2 separate regions of the Homo sapiens genome follow, and region 2 is linked to region 1. Evidence: chromatin loops called from intact Hi-C (ENCODE). Cell type or tissue: heart left ventricle. All regions are shown on one strand.

The links. A loop is a pair of places that touch in the nucleus more often than their neighbours do. Peaks named below come from ENCODE experiments on the same cell type or tissue, not always from the same donor. Only the 100,000 strongest peaks of a DNase experiment are listed, where the experiment ranks them.
Region 2: a loop joins it to region 1, with 4 times the contacts of the local background. A loop is called at or near these places in 4 of 110 quality-filtered maps.

The regions. Positions count from the first base shown.
Region 1 is chr9:129,379,562-129,387,561 of GRCh38, forward strand. No RefSeq gene overlaps it. Among named protein-coding and RNA genes, the nearest start is that of LINC01503, 47 kb to the left of the region's middle. RefSeq lists silencers at 3,896-4,115, 4,266-4,385. In heart left ventricle, a CTCF peak has its summit at 4,205; DNase peaks (open chromatin) are centred at 3,740 and 4,210; H3K4me3 peaks cover 1,689 bases; H3K27ac peaks cover 2,177 bases.
Region 2 is chr9:129,434,104-129,442,103 of GRCh38, forward strand. It overlaps LOC105376291 (a long non-coding RNA gene), which reads left to right and starts at 3,043. Exons shown (of 3, transcript NR_188645.1): 1 at 3,043-4,556; 2 at 4,660-4,776. RefSeq lists enhancers at 2,142-2,786, 2,787-3,431. In heart left ventricle, a CTCF peak has its summit at 4,006 (motif pointing right); a DNase peak (open chromatin) is centred at 3,108; H3K4me3 peaks cover 1,944 bases; H3K27ac peaks cover 1,211 bases.

The sequences.
Region 1 (8,000 bases):
CTTTGGGGTTCAGTGTGCGTGTACTGCGTTGGTGTCCACGTGCACGTGCAGCATGTGTGTACCCCTAGGCACACACGTGGTGTGTTGCATTCATGTGAATCCATGTGTGTGTGTTTGTGTGTGCACGCACATGCATACAGTGCTTGCTTGTGTGTGCAGGTGTGCGTTCACATGTCCATGCCAAGGTGCATGCATTTTTATATGCCAGCGTGTGCATGTATATGTTTACCTGTGCACACTCTGTGTGCAAGGAGTTAACATATCTTTCTCTCACGTTTTGCTCTCCCCCTGACCTGCATCCTGCAGCCTACCTTTCTGCCTTGTATTTTTTGAGACAGGGTCTCACTCTGTCATGCAGGCTGAGAGCAGTGACACGATCACGGCTCACTGCAACCTCAACCTCCTGGGCTCAAGCCATGCTCCTGCCTCAGCCTCCCAAGTAGCTAGGACCACAGCTGTGCGCCATCACATCCAGTTAATTTTTTTCTTTATTTTTTTTAATTAACTACTTTATCACAAACAAATACTTTGCTTTTTTTGGCGGGGGCGGGGGGCGGCGGGGAGAAGGATATCATTAGTTACAGCATCTGACTTTGCCCTGTACATGGTCCAGAAAATGCAGGTTGCATCCAGCTTGCAGGGCATCCGAGGGCACTCATCTTTCTTCCATTTGTTTTCATCCAGATCAAAAGCAAGAATGGAATCCCTGAGATAACTATTATAACAAAGGCCTCCAAGAACTATTATTTTTCTGTGCAGTGCAGTCACACCATGGCTACTCCTGCCAATTGGCATGGATGCCAAGATGGTCCACTGATCAGTCTCTGGGCTATATACGTCTGTGGAAGGGCATCCCTGAGATTCCAAAGAGGCCCTCAAGATCACGCAAACAGCGCCAAGGACAGAAAGAAAATCCTGGGCCAGGCATGGTGGCTCACACCTGTAATCCCAGCACTTTGGGAGGCTGAGGTGAGCAGATCACTGGAGGTCAGGAGTTTGAGACCAGCCTGGCCAACATGGTGAAACCCCATCTCTACTAAAAATACAAAAATTAGCTGGGCATGGTGGTGGGTGCCTGTAGTCCCAGCTACTCGGGAGGCCGAGGCAGGAGAATCACTTGAATCAGGGAGGTGGAGGTTGCAGTGAGCCGAGATTGCACAACTGCACTCCAGCCTGGGTGACAGAGTGAGACTCTGTCTCGAAAAAAACAACAACAAAAACAAAACAAAACAAAACAAAAAACCAAACATTTCTGAATAATTTTTTATTATTTGTAGAGATGGGGTTTCACCCTGTTGCCCAGGTTGGTCTCAAACTCCTGGGCTCAACTGATCCTCTGGCCTCGACCTCCCAAAGTACTGGGATGACAGGCATTGAGCCACCTCATCTGGTCCCTTTCTGCTTTCTGCATTCTCCAATCCCAGTCCCTGCCCCTCCCACCTCCAGCAACAGTCCCCACAAAAGACTCCAGCTCCACCTGACATACCAGCCACATACCATGGCTATGCTCAAGCTCCTGGAGCCTGCATCTGCCTGGAGGAGGCGTCAAGCATGCAATCTTGTCTGGATGCCTGCCTCTCTCAGTCTCCTCATCTGTAAAATGGGGTTAAGAGCCCTGTGCTCACAGCACTGCTTTGTCAAAAGGATGCACACGAAGGGCTTGGGCCAGCACCTGGCACAGAGCGAGCGCTCAAGAAATGCTACTGCCGGGACACTAGTGACGGCGGTGATGATGGCGATGACCCTCCTCTGGTGGTGGCAAATGAGGGTGATGAGGCTCAGCCTTGCTGCGTCCAGGGGACTTCAGGAGGGGCTGGGAAAGCCCCTGGGGGAGCCAGAAGATCAACCCCTTCTCTGGGCCATTGTGTTTCTGGATAATGGGTGGAGGTGGGAAACGAGAAAGGTGCAGGCGCTTGAAGAGCAAAGGCTCCTCCTAGAGCCGCTTCTCCAGCCTGCTGCAGCCAGGCCTGGGTTCCCCATGGCAGCTCCCCCTGCCCTCTCCACGCCAGTCCTGTGTGAGGCATGCACTTGAAATCAAACCCAAATTCCCCTCTGCAGCCTGCATGCCCCTCCTGGCCTCTGCTCCTCTGCTCAGCCACACAGCACGTTCTGTCCCTCAGGGCCTTTGCATAGGCCTGGGGTACTCTGTCCCCGGGCTCCCTCCTCCGGGAGGGCCTTACTCCCCATGCGCTCCCATCTGTTTACCTGGCTCTTCGTGTCTTCCGCATGTGGCTGAGCTCCCAGCGCAGTGGAAGGCTCTCAGTAAAGATCTGTGGGATGGTAGGGGCGGAAGGGCGGTGGCCCTCTCTCTGGCTCCCCGGATTCCAGTCCTCACAGCCCATTAGTAAGCACCTACTGTGTGCCAGGGCCCAGCCCAAACTAGCCAGTGGGGTGACCTTGGGCAGGTGGCACCACCTCTCAGACCCCTAGTCTGTCCATCTTTAGCATTAAAGGAGGCACAAGTCCCCGAGGGCTCCCCACTTTGGTTTTTTTTTTTGTCTTTTTTTTTTTTTTTTTTTTTGAGATGGAGTCTTTCTCTGTTGCCCAGGCTGGAATGCGGTGGTGCGATCTCGGCTCACTGCAGCCTCTGCCTCCTGGGTTCAAGGAATTCTCCTGCCTCAGCTTCCTAAATAGCTGAGATTACAGGTGTGTGCCACCACACCCAGCTAATTTTTGTATTTTCAGTAGAGACAGGGTTTCACCATGTTGGTTAGGTTGGTTTCAAACTCCTGACCTCAAGAGATCCACCTGCTTTGGCCTCCCAAGTGCTGGGGTTGCAGGCGTGAGCCATGGCGCCCGGCCCCTATTTTGATTTTGATGGTGGGTCTAGGCTTTCTGCAACTGGGCAGTCTGCAGAGCTCTGTGGGGCCTCTGGGGTCTGCAGCTTCCTGGGCACCCCCCAGACTCCCATGTGGCTGCCTTTGCTGAGAGCACCCTCCCTGCTTCTCCTGGTGCCTCCAGGGGACACCCCCTGGCTCAGGCCTCCTTCAGAGCTGTCCTCACACCCCATTTTGATTGTTTACCCCTCTGTCTCCCACTGGGCTATGACTGGGACAAGGCATTTTCTTTTTGCATCCTAGCTTAGTTGGGGACACCCTGTGTGGCCAAGTGTCCCCAGGCTCACCCAGCTGAAACAAGATCTGGGAAGGGTCTGGCAACCCTCCCACCAATAGCTTCCCAATGGGAAGAAGCCACACCCTTCTGTGTCTGTTGAGAAGCTTTGGGGCTGTTTACTGCCCACCAAGCTCTCGAAACTGTGGCTCTCGAAACCCAGAGGGAAGGGGAGCCTTATCACTAGTCATGGCTTCTGCTTGATATCTGTCCAAAAGGCCTGACTTCATCAGCCAACAGGCATCCCAGCCTTTTCTGTTAAGTTGGGGTCTGTTTCCACACTGAGAGTCCCTGGGGGGCCTCTGGAGTGGGGATGCAGGCATGGCAGAGCACTAGGTGGGCACCCAGCTTCTCAGACCTCTCTCTTTTCCCACCCAAGCTCCAGGGGCAGAAAACAACCCACACCTGCCAGAAACCTGACCAGGCTGCAGAGCTGGAAAAGCTGGTTTAGTGCAGGGAGGGTGGGGGCAGGGAGGCGGGCAGGGTGAGCCCTTCTGAGGCTGCCAGGCGCTGCTCACATCAGCCGACTGGCCGTTGGCCTCTCAGGACTGTCACTTGGAAGTTCCTTCTCCAAGAGATGGCTATTGCCAAAGTCATCTGTGCAGTGACCACTGCAGGGCCTGGGCGCTCCCGGGAGCCGCAGCGCAGGGACAGTCCGTGCAGACGGGTGGCGGGGGAGGCGGGGGAGGGCAAAGGCCTCCACTCTGCAGGTAGCCCGGGCCTGGTGGGCGAAAGGACTCAAACGCCAGAGCTCTCTGACCCTCGGCCGCCAGGGTTCAAGGCTGGGCCCAGCCGCGCTTTGCCGGGGTCCAGGGCGTGAAGGATCGTGGGGGACCCGATGGATCCTGGGGCGCCCGCTGGGGGCCTCGCGCGGGGACCTCCCGGCTGCTTGAGAGGCGGAGGCAGCAAGAAGCAGGAAAAGGAACTGGGGGGACGCGAGCGAGTGGCAGGCCCTCCTCGGTGGCCGCCGAGCGCGCGCCCAGCTTGGGGAACGCGCTGCCTGCGCACCCGGGCGCGCCCGGGAAGGCCGGCTCGCTGGCACCGCGTCAGTTTCCGAGCTGTCTGTGCATGTCTATTTCTTTCACTAGAGGTTGCTCACTTTCACTTCTTGGTTCCTTTCGCCTCCTCTGACGGCTCCGGGAGCGTCTGTGCGCGCGCGTGTGTGCGTGCCCGTGTGCCCGCGCGCGACCGGCGACCCCGCCCCGCGCCCCTGTCCCTAAAGGGAAGGGCGTCCCGCCGGGCGTCGCGGGGCCTAAATGAACATGGGAACCTGCGCTGGGGAAGGCCCGCCAGGCCCTGCTGGCCCAGGAGGCCCGGATTACAGCCCAGTCTGCGTCGCTGCGGGCAGAAGACCGCGTTCATTACCGGTGCCCCTCGTCCCCACCCACTTCTCTCTCTTTCTGGGTCTCCAGACAACCTTCCCGGAAGCTGCAGCTACTTCTTCTGACTTGGACTGGGGGTAGGGTAGGGTAGGGGGCGCTTTCTGCCACCCCTTTCCCCCATCCCAAGGAAACCGAGGCCAGTATGGACGGGGCCTTGCTCCACTGAACAGGAAGCGACACCCTGAAACTTTTGCTTGAGCAAGTGAGGTTTGGATGGGACCGAGAGGGACCTCCGCAGCTTCTCCCCTCCTCCCCACCCACTCCTTACAGTTCTTTTACACACCCTGTTCCTGGGCCCTACCTCAGGGCCTTTGCACGAGCTCTGGGCTCCAACAGGCCAGAGACCTCTATTCCTCACTAATTGACCTTAGGCAAATTCCTTAACCTCTCTGAGCATCCATTTTCTTGGCTGTAAGATGGGCTCAGAATAAGATGTTTGAGGGTTCAAGGTGATGACCAATACAGAGCACAGGACCAGGCACTTAGGGCAGAGCAAAGGACATGCGTTGGGCCAGGGCAGTTGTGGGGATTATACAGACGCTTCCCTCGCCTGGGGTCCCTCCACTCTCTCCAGGGAGCCTCTTCACCTTCCACCCACCCGCAGTCCTCAATGGCTGACTTTCACTTGGTACGATTCCCTGCCCCAATCCCTGCTGTGAGGACCATCCGGTGGAAATAGAAAGAGGGCCAGGTCTGAAGGCTGGAGAGCTGGGTTCAAATTCTGGCCAGTTCTGTCTGGCTGTGTGATTATGTGCAAGTTGCTAGGCCTCTCTGTGCCTGAACTTTTTTCTCTGTGAAACTGAGGCAGAAGGCTGCCTGGCCTGCATCTCAGGGCCCTCAGAGGATGAAGCAGAGCGCGGTGGGATGTCATTCCAAGCAGTGAAAAGCCTCAGACAGAAGCATGTCGCCACTGTCATTTACACCCGTCCTTGCAGCATGGATTCAGGCTTGAGGAATCAGCTTGTCAACCCCATCAGAGAGGTCCCTGCCTCCTGTGCTAATGGGAGGTGGCTGGAAGGCCACTTCCAAGAAATTTGCAGCTTGATGGGCTCTACCACTCACATGTAGCCTTGGACATCAGTTCCAACAAGGAGGGTACTTGAGGCACGGTGACAGCCCCAAAAGGGAGTGTCCTGGGAAAAGAAGCAATGTGTACTTCTCCAATGAGTAAGGCCTTGGCCAGGGACCATGGTGCGACCTTCCTCAACCCTGCCACCCGGCACCGACATTGACTCTCCCTCACCCCACATACTCCCTCCTGGGCACCAGCCCCCGAAAGGACCCAATGTAGTGGCTCCATCCAGATCTCCCATGCCCCTGTATCAAAGCTGCCATCTTTCCCCCAAGTTCACTGCTCCTCAGTTACTGACGCCATCACCCACCCGATTCTTCAAGCCGCAGGCTCATGGTCCACTGGTTTTCTCAAGACAGAAGCACTGACATTGATTTTGCTATATGCGTACTGTAAAACCACAGACGATATAAAACATGTGCATTGGAGAATGAAAGTTCCCTCATTATATGCCCTCCTGAAATCGCCACATTTCACAGTTTGGTGAATTCCTGTATCAGTTTAAACTCTGTGTTACAACAGACAGAAAATCCAACCAAGATAGGAAATAATGGGCTCATGTAAGGAAATGATGCAGAGGTGATAGTGGGTTTCAGGCATGGTTTGATCCAGAGGCTCATGATGCTGTTGGGGCTCTGTCTTGGCTTCTCTGCAGTTCCCGTCCCTTTGCCTTCCTAACAGTATCAGCTGGGCCCATTCAGGGTGGTGCAGTGACTGCTGGGGTCCCAGAGAGTCTGTCCTCAACACTGCACCATCAGGCACAAGATGGATTCATTTGCTCCTGAGGATAAGTGAGGAAATCTGTTTCTCAGAGGTGCGCTCATCCACTCTGGGGAGGGTCAGAGAAGACTTCCTGGAAGAGGCAAGGCCTAACCTGAGTTGGTGTCTCCTCCTTTACATATGCAAAAGCAAAGTCCCCTTTCACCTTTATGAAACTTGGAGCTCAGAAGTGTTAAGCGATGGGGTTGAAGAGGCTGAAGTGACCGTAGGGCCGTGTGCATGAAAGTCAAAGGCAGATGGGGCTAGGCTGGAGCACCAGGCTGTGTGGCCTCAGGAAAGCAGGACCTGTGGAACAAAGGCACACGAGCCTCCGGATTTATTAGGAGGGATAGGCCCAGCCCCCAAATGCACTCCAGGATTTGTTTATATTATTGTTATTGGAGGCTTTGTCATTATTGCCACTTCAATAGAGCCCTCGGCACAGTGCCAGGCACCCAGCAGGCACTTAGGATGTAACAGCTGGGATCCTGGCCAGGCGTGGTGTCTCACATCTGTAATCCCAGAACTTTGGGAAGCCAAGGCGGGTGGATCACCTGAGGTCAGGAGTTCGAGACCAGCCTGGCCAACATGGCAAAACCCCTTCTCTACCAAAAATATAAAAATTAGCCAGACGTGGTGGCAGATGCCTGTAATCCCAGCTACTCGGGAGGCTGAGGCAGGAGAATCACTTGAACCTGGGAGGAAGAGGTTGCAGTGAGCTGAGATTGCGCCATTGCACTTCAGCCTCGGCGACAAAAGTGGAACTCCGTCAAAAAAAAAAAAAAAAGCTGGGATCCTGATTTTCATCCCCAGCTCCCTGGGGCAGAGCAGGCTGTGGCTGGGCCCACCTGAAACCCACCCCTCCGGAGGAATGACAACCTTCACCATTAATGAGCAGACAAAATGTGCCATGGGACAGGCTCAGGCAGAGCCAGTCTCCCTGGCAGCGTCCTTCCTGCACATCCCCTCACTCTCCACCCCCACCTCCCAGAGGGAGGGGGATTTCCAGGCTGGGGTAAGTCCTCCTGCTCCCTCCATCCATCTGATCCTGGCTATGCGTCTGGCTGTCCGGCCATCCTTCTTCTTCCCTGGCAGACAAGCCATTAAGCACCGGTCCCCCAAAGCACCGGCCTGCAGCCTCAGCACCAAGTGCATTTGCTGCCATTAGCAAGAAGCCCCGGCCAGGCTAGTCTGGTTTAATGCACAGCCCACTTCATCCCTACTCCCTGGGGACTGCTTGTCAAAACTCCATCCATTGAGGAATAACAGAGCCTGAGAAGAAAAGATGGGGGCTCCAGGACCCAACATGGACAGTCGTGTAGGTTGCTCACTGCACAAGTGGAGCTGCAATGCAGCCAGTCCTCCACTTGCCAGGCTGAGGGCCCTGGCACAGGCTGCATTCTGCACATGAGGCGGTGCCCTTTTCTAATCCCTTCCAAGGTGCTATAGGGGAAGCACCATGGCCTATGGGGTTGTGGGAAGAAACTACCTGAGAACTCGCGGCACCACATCTGTTTTTTTTTTTTTTTTGAGACAGAGTCTTGCTCTGTCAGCCAGGCTGGAATGCAATGGCACGATCTCAGCTCACTGCAACATCCGCCTCCCAGGTTCAAGCGATTCTCATGCCTCAGCCTCCCAAGTAGCTGGGATTATAGGCGTGCACCACCACACCTGAC
Region 2 (8,000 bases), 55 kb after region 1:
TGAATCTGCCAGAATTTGCATTAGTCTACAGACAACAGAAAACTCCACCAAGCATGGTTTAAACAAATGAAAAGTTTCTTTCTGTGTGTGGAATGTGTTGAGGGAGGTGGTCTGGGGTTGTGGCAGCCTTGATACAAGAGTTCCCAAAGATCCAGGTATCCTTGGCTTCCTCCTTGCCACCTTGGTGTCTGGCTTTTGTCCTCATAGTCATAAGATGCCTGCTCCACCTCCAGCCATCACGTCCACATTCCAGGCAAGTATATTTTTCTTGGAATCTTTGCCTTTTAATTCAGGAAGGGAAACTATCCTCGGGATCATCTGCCTTCATCTCATTGGCCAGAGCTGGGTCCCATGCTCACCACCAGCTGCAAAGGAAGCTGGGAAATTGAGTATTTTAATTTTCTGCATTCTATGATAGAAGAAGGCCAGTGGGAAGGGGGCTGGAATGCATGTTTGAGAGACTGCACAGTTTACTGGAAAGTCTCAGCTGTGTTCTAATGGTGGCAACCTTCAGAGTCCGTGGCATCTCCCACCCACCCCAGCATCTCCCAGCTGTCCATCATGGGCTGATTCATTTCATCCCACCCTCAAGTCTGTGTGTGGAATCACGGGCTCCCATGACTTACTGTGGTCTTCAGTGCTCAGTTACTTAAGCAGGAATAGGGGGAGCCTGGTTCAGCCCCCAAGCCTGGGCTCCTTCATCTCTCTGGACTAGGCCTGATTTCAGTGATAACAGTGTTGCTTCCCACCTGTCGTTGGGTTTCTGGATCCAAAAGCACCCGGTTTCGAAGTCTGTCTTCAAAGGAAGACCCCCAGATAGAGTTGCCGGATAAAATAGAGGACACCCAATTAAATGTGAGTTTCAGATACACCATGAATGAGTTTGTGCTGTAAGTATTTGCATGGGACATATCGTACTTCAACTAAAATGTCACTGGTTGTTTATTAGAAATGCACATTTAACTGGGTGTCCTGTTTTTTTGTTTTGTTTTGTTTTGGTTTTGGTTTTTTTTTTTTTTTTGGAGATGGAGTCTCCCGCTGTCACCCAGGCTGGAGTGCAGTGGCGCCATCTCAGCTCATTGTAACCTCTGCCTCCCGGGTTCAAGTGATTCTCCTGCCTCAGCATCCCGAGTGGCTGGGATTACAGGTGCGTGCCACCACGCCCAGCTAATTTTTCTATTTTTAGTAGAGATGAGGTTTCACCGTGTCAGCCAGGATGGGCTTGATCTCTTAACTTCGTGATCCGCCCGCCTCGGCCTCCCAGAGTGCTGGGATTGCAGGTGTGAGCCACTGCGCCTGGCCTGGGTGTCCTGTATTTTTATTTGTTCAATCTGGCAACCCCGCCGTCGGAGTCAGCCTCGGAACTGAAACAGCTGAACTGAACCGCTGTGCAGAGAGTGCTGCTCCTGGGTTGGGCTGCACAACACTGGCATTCTGACAGGCCAAAGCAGTTACATATCAGCACTTACATACAGTCCAGCCTCATCATTTTCACATAAAGAACAAATGGGGCTCCTGCCACAGCTCAGCCTTTTGGAGACAGAATGGGGTAAACGGCAGGGGGATTGAATCCTCACTCCATCTCTTCCCAGCTAGGAGATCTTGGGCCAGTCACTTTCCCTCTCTGAGCCTCACTTTTTTCTCACCTGTAAAGTGGGTGTGGTCACAGTGAGGACTCCTCGAGGCCTGCATGTCCAGAGCAGAACCGAGCCAGGCAAACAGAACCAGCGTCATCGTTATCCCTGTGACTTTCTGCAAACTCCAGCCTGCCCTGCCTGTCTCCTGCAGGCGGCTACCTCTGGGCAGGTGCAGGTTTCAGGGTGCATATGGAGGGGAAGTGATGGTGGGGGTACCCCGTGTTTGCAGAGCTGGCGGGAGACCACGGCATTCCTATGGCCCATGTCCCCTCACCCCCGCCCCCCTGCCCCAGCGCTGCTGAACCTCGACGTGTGTGTCTGAAGGTCTCCATCCGTGCCTCTCCAGACGTTGCCCACCTTCCCCTTTGCTGGGCAGTTTGTGTAACGCGGCCAGCAGGCACCGCGAGGCCTTGCTTCCTCACCTCTCGCCCGCTGTCGGAGCTCCATGAGTTGAGCTTGACTGTCCGGGGAGTGGAGCCACCTCTAGCAGGTACTTGGGTGTACCTGTTATCACCCATCTGTCAGCTGCCGCTAGACAGCAGAGGGAGCCCAGCATGGGGGAGAGAGGGGACACTCAGAGGGTTGTCTGAGCAGAGGTGGTTCTTTCAGAATCAGAGGAAGGTTGTTGGGTCCTACTCCTTCCCCCCAAACCCCTCAGAGCGAGGATCCTGACCGTCCCTCTTTCTAGCTGCGTGACCCTGGTTGAGTGGGCTCCTCACAGGTGAGGTTCAAGGAGGGGCGGGGCGTCTTGCCTGGAGGTCTCCCAGATGGGGAATCCAAGCCCTAAAAAGGCATAATAACTCGGAGCTGTGTTTCCACCCCGACCCCGCCCCCCGCTCCCCGCAGAGTACTGAGCCGGAAAGGAAGGAGGGAGACTGAGGCAGCTCGGAGTCACTGTAGTGGGTGTGAGGAGTGCACTGAGCCCTGTGGGGAGGAACGAGGGAGGACACAGCTGGCGGGTGCCTCAGAGCCGCCCCCCACGCTAGGCTGCCTTCAGGCAGCCCCTGCAAACTGTGAACCCAGAAAAGCCTCTCTCTTCCTGGCCCCCTCCTCTCCTTCCTCTCATCCCCCCAACTTTGCAGCCTTCCCTGGCTTCCTCCTTTCATTGGAGAACAGGCAGACGCTCACCAGGGCCGGGTGTTCACGTGTGTGCATATGTGCCAGTGTGCACACGTATGCGTGCTCCCATAACATGCATGTTTTTCTGAGGGTGTGTGCACGCGTGCGTGTGTGCATCGTGCGGTGTGCGTTAGGTGCACACGTGCATGCGTGTGCCTTATGTTGTGCGTGTGAGTGTGTGTGTGTGTGCGCGCGCGCGCGTGCCTGACCGCGGCGTGCGTGCCGGCGGGAGGAGGGGGCGCCGAGGCCGGGCAGGGGATTTAAAGCTGCTTTCGCGGCTGCCGGCGTGAGCGCTCGTGATAAACAGCCCGGAGCCGAGCCGCCGCGCAGCCGGGCGGGAGGCTGCGTATCAGAGCTCCTGGCAGGCTCGCAAAAAGCTGTCCCCGGCCCGCCGCCGCTCTATCAGCCCACGGAGGGAGGGCGGCGGGGGAGGGAGGGAAAAAGTATTTGCTTCAGCCCTTAATCACGGAATTTGAAATCCCAGCGAGTCGGTGCCATTTATTTTCAGAGGCTGTCAAGGCTGGTTTCAGCATTTAAAAGAAAGGAGGATAAAACGCATTTGCATTTCTCCCCCACTCTCGCTGCGCGCTCGCCGGCGCTCCCCCTCGTTCCCTGCGCAGCTCGCGGGTCGGGCGTTGGCGGGGAGGGGGAGGCCAGAGGCTTTTCAAGGCGCTGGGGGCTCCGGCCGGCCCGGTGGGGGCCTCCCCCCGCCAGAGTCAGGGGTGTCGGGCGATTCCGGGGTGGGGGCCCGAGTCTGGTCCAGCGGGGCTCTGGGTGGCAGAGGGGGGAAGGTTAAGCGGGGCTGCTGGCTTGGGGAATTTGGGGCCGTCCGCGGGGCTCTCCTCGGGCTCCAAGCTTTCACCCCAGAAAACAGCCCTGAACCCCAAATTTGCTCCAGCCCCAGGGGGCCCTACCTGCCCTTCCTGGCTTCCCCAGTGGAAATCTAAGGTACTGGAGGCTTCCAGGGGAGCCAGGGCACCCCTAGGACAACCCCCTCTCTCTGCAGATGGGGAAACTGAGGCCTGGAAACAGAGAACGGTGGGACCAAGGTCACATGATGGCGGAAGGAGGACAAGGAAGGAGGCTGACTGCGTATCCAGCACGTGTTCCGTGCCAAGCCTGTGCAGGGGCCAAGGACCGGGGTCTCTGGACAGCGCCGGTTGCTGGGTCCCACGCTGGGCGACAGGGCCTTTGCAATCAGGCCGACAGGGTTTGAACCCTTGCCGCGGCACTTTCCAGATGGCCTTGGCCACTGTCCCCTCTCTGACCTTCAGATGGAGCCCATGGCACCTCCGGAGGGGGTGTGTGCTTCCAGGACCAAATCCACTTGTGCGTGGTTAGGCACGAGGTGGGGGGAGGCGGCTCAGCCACCGGGACCTGTCCTGCCTCCACCCTCTGTGCAACCCCTTTCCTTGCCTTTTGTCTCTGTTGCTTTTGGGGGGTGATTAGCCGCTAGCTCAGCGGCTAGAGGATTCTCTCCCGGAAAAGGCTCCGGAGTTGAGGCCCAGACCCCCAGGGCAAGACGGAATCTGCTCCCCAGGGCACTAACTGAGACTCGGTTCCCTCACTGGTAAAATGAGAAAACTCACTTATGGTCAGGGGTCCCCGAGTTAATGCCAGTGAATTCCTTGGCAGAGCATCAAGCACTTGGAGAAGCCCCCACCCCCGGTCATTGTGATGATGGTTTGTTTGTTTGTTTGTTTGTTTTGAGACGGAGTCTCGCTCTGTCGCCCAGGCTGGAGTGCAGTGGCGCGATCTCGGCTCACTGCAAGCTCTGCCTCCCGGGTTCACGCCATTCAGGTGATGATGTTTTTTATTTATGTGCCCACCTGCCCCACTCCGTAGGGCCCCTCGAGGCCAGGACTGCACCGTTCATCTCGGAATTCGCTTGTTCCTAACTTAGGGGAGTGGCGCCGAGACACCGTGTAGCGCCCATGCCAAGGAGGAAGCGAGACAGCAGGAGCGGAGGAAAGAACCCCGGGCTGTGTTGAGGAAGCCTCCTACTTTTGCCTGAAGTGAGGTTGTTGTTGTTGTTGTTGTTGTTTTTTCCACGTGCCTTATTCATCCACGTAACCTCAGCCTCTAGTGCAGCGTCCTATTTTTTGGCTTGTATTATTATTTTTAATTGGCACATAATAATTGTACATATTTATGGGATGCAGTGTAATATTTTAGTACACATATACAATGTGTATTGGTCAAATCAGGGTAATTAGCACATTCAGGGTTGGAGTTTTTCTGTCAATACAGATACTTATAGAAACTTTTTTTTGTGTGAGATAGGGTCTTGCTCTCTTGCCCAGGCTGGAGTGCAGTTGCATGATCACAGCTCAAGCCATCCTCCCACCTCAGCCTCCCGAGCAGCTGGGACTACAGGCACAGGCCACCAAACCCGGCGAATTTTTTATTTCTTCTAGATATAGAGTCTCACTATGTTGCCCAGGCTGGTGTCAAACTCCTGGGTGCAAGTGGTTCTACCACCTTGGCCTCCCAAAGTGCTGGGATTACAGGTGGAAGCCACCACGCTTCCCTAAAAATGCCAGTCAATATTATATGTCCTGTTTGGCAATTTATTGCACCTCATTATTTTTCCTGGCTGCGTAGTATTCCATTGTGCACATGTACCTGTATGTGGTTATCCAATCCCCAGAGGATGGGCACATAGGTTGTGTCTCGTTTTGTCCTCTGACCTCAGGGCTGCAGAGAACAGGCTGGCCTCATACAGCAGGCATCATTATTGGTGTCAGTGGGGCCCCTGTTCTGATAGTCACAGAGAGGCACGGGTGGCTGTGGGAAGCTCTATCCCCTTTCATAGGGAAAGGCAGTTTAGGGCTCTGGAAAGCCAGGGCTGGGAGGGAAATGGCGTCAGGGAAACCAGCATAGAAGTCCCTATCTGGCCATCTTGGCGGAACCCAAAGCCTCGAGTCCACAGTGGGCACCTGACTCAGCAGGGAGGAGGGTGGGAGGCCTAGAGCTTTGTGGCAAGGCAGGCAGGGCTTTCCTTCTTGATTCCTTCCTTCCTTCCTTCCTTCCTTCCTTCCTTCCTTCCTTCCTTCCTCCCTCCCTCCCTCCCTCCCTTTTCTTTTCTTTTCCTTTTCTTTCTTTCTTCTTTCTTTCTTTTCTTTCTTTCTTTCCTTCTTTCTTTCTTTCTTTCTTTCTTTCTCTCTTTTTCTTTCTCTCTCTCTCTCTTTCTTTCTTTTTTTTCTTTTTTTTTTTTGAGACAGAGTCTTGCTTTGTTAACCCAGGCTGATGTGTAGTGGTGTGATCTCGGCTCACTGCACCCTTCACCTCCCAGGTTCAAGCGATTATCCGGCCTCAGCCTCCCAAGTAGCTGGGACTACAGGTGTGCACCAGCACAGCCAGATAATTTTTGTATTTTTAGGAGAGATGGGATTTCGCCATGTTGGCCAGGCTGGCCTCAAACTCCTGGCCTCAAGTGATCCACCCACCTCGGCTCCCAAAGTGCTGGGATGACAGGTGTGAGCCTCCGCGCGTGGCCTCCTTCTTGATTCTGTTGTTTGTGCCTCAAAGGGAATATTCAGAGTGTGGCTCATGAAGTCTGGCCAACCTCCATCGGTTTGCAAGCTCTGGCACCTCGGAGCCTCCGTTTCCCAATCTATAATAAGAGGACAGTAATGGCACCCACCTCACAGGGCAGCTGTGAGGGCTCCATGAGGGAGTCCAGGCAAAGCCTTTCAGCGAGTTTCCTGAAATGCTGTGAGGTCTCAGGGAAGGCTTGCCATCGTCATTATTGTTTCTAACGACATTTTCAGAAATCTGAATGTAAAAAGACCTTCTCTGAGTTGGGTGTCAAAACCAGAAAAAGTCTGTGGTGGGATGTGTGTGTGTGTGTTTCCTTCTCACACTGTCCCTTGCACGTGGGCCCGGGCCCCTGCCTGGTTCTCTCTTTCTCACTATCTGGGACCCCCTAGACTAAATCCATCTCTCCAAGAATCACTGTCTTGCCCCCTCTGTCCTTCTGAGACCTGGGTGGCCTGGGGGGAGAAGCGCCCACCCCCCAACCCCGTCCGCACCACCACTTTCCCATCCAGCCCCACCCTCAGCCTCCTTAATACAGGCTCACCTGGGGCCTCAGTGCCCAGTCCTCCCAGCGCCCGCCCCAGCTGCACTTGAGTCCTGGATCTATCATCAGCCCTTGCTGTGGGAAGTGGCTTTAACCTCCCTGGGCCTCAGTTTCTCTATCTGTAAAATGAGGAGCATAATAAAAAGAACATAAGGTTTTTCTGCCCCCTGCCCACCCCTGCTGAAACAAACAAGCAGACAAGAAATTCATAACCCCCCAGAGGCACTTAGAGCCTGGGAGATTCAGCCGCAAAGGAGTGATCACAGGGTCACAGGGTCCTGGGATGCACAAGGCTCCTTCTCTCCCTTTCCTCCAGGAGGAGTTGGATTTACTTCTGTAAACCCCTGCCCTCCCTTGACCCTGTGCACTCTGGGGAGCACCTAGATTTGCAGGCACGGTGGAGGCAGAGCTGAGCTGAAAGGTGGGGTGTGGGCTCCCCCAGAGCAAGCTCTTCCGGCACCCTGGTGGGATGTGCAGCTGCATTGCTGGCTCAAGACGCCCCCACACCCAACTAGGATCTTTTTTTTTTGAGACGGAGTTTCTCCCAGGCTGAAGTGCAATTGGCGCGATCTCAACTCACCGCAACCTCCGCCTCCCAGGTTCAAGCGATTCTCCTGCCTCAGCTTTCCATGTACCTGGGATTACAGACATGCACCACCATGCCTGGCTAATTTTTGTATTTTTAGTTAAGACAGGGTTTTGCCGTGTTGGCCAGGCTGGTCTCGAACTCCTGACCTCAGGTAATCCACCTGCCTCGGCCTCCCAAAGTGCTGGGATTACAGGCGTGAGCCACCGCGCCTGGCCTCAACTCAGATCTTTAACTCCACTACCATTTGTGAGTGTTCCGCGTGGGCTACATCCTAGGCCAAGGATTTTCTCACCCTGGCCTCAAGAAGATGGAACGGGGCAAGACCTGAGAAGCATGTAGACCTTCAGGATTTTCTCAGTCTGTCAGTTAATCTTGTTTATGATCGATGAGCAAGTCTCTCTCCCTCTCAAAGCCTCAGTTTTCTTACCTATAAAATGGGGCTACATGAGGAGTCAATGAGCTAAGGGTGTGAAGCTGCTGGCACAAAGCCCCACACACGTAAGCCTTAACCAGTGCCAGCCGGATGATAGATGGTGCCGTTGTGCCCAGCAATTCCTTCTCCTAAGCAGGT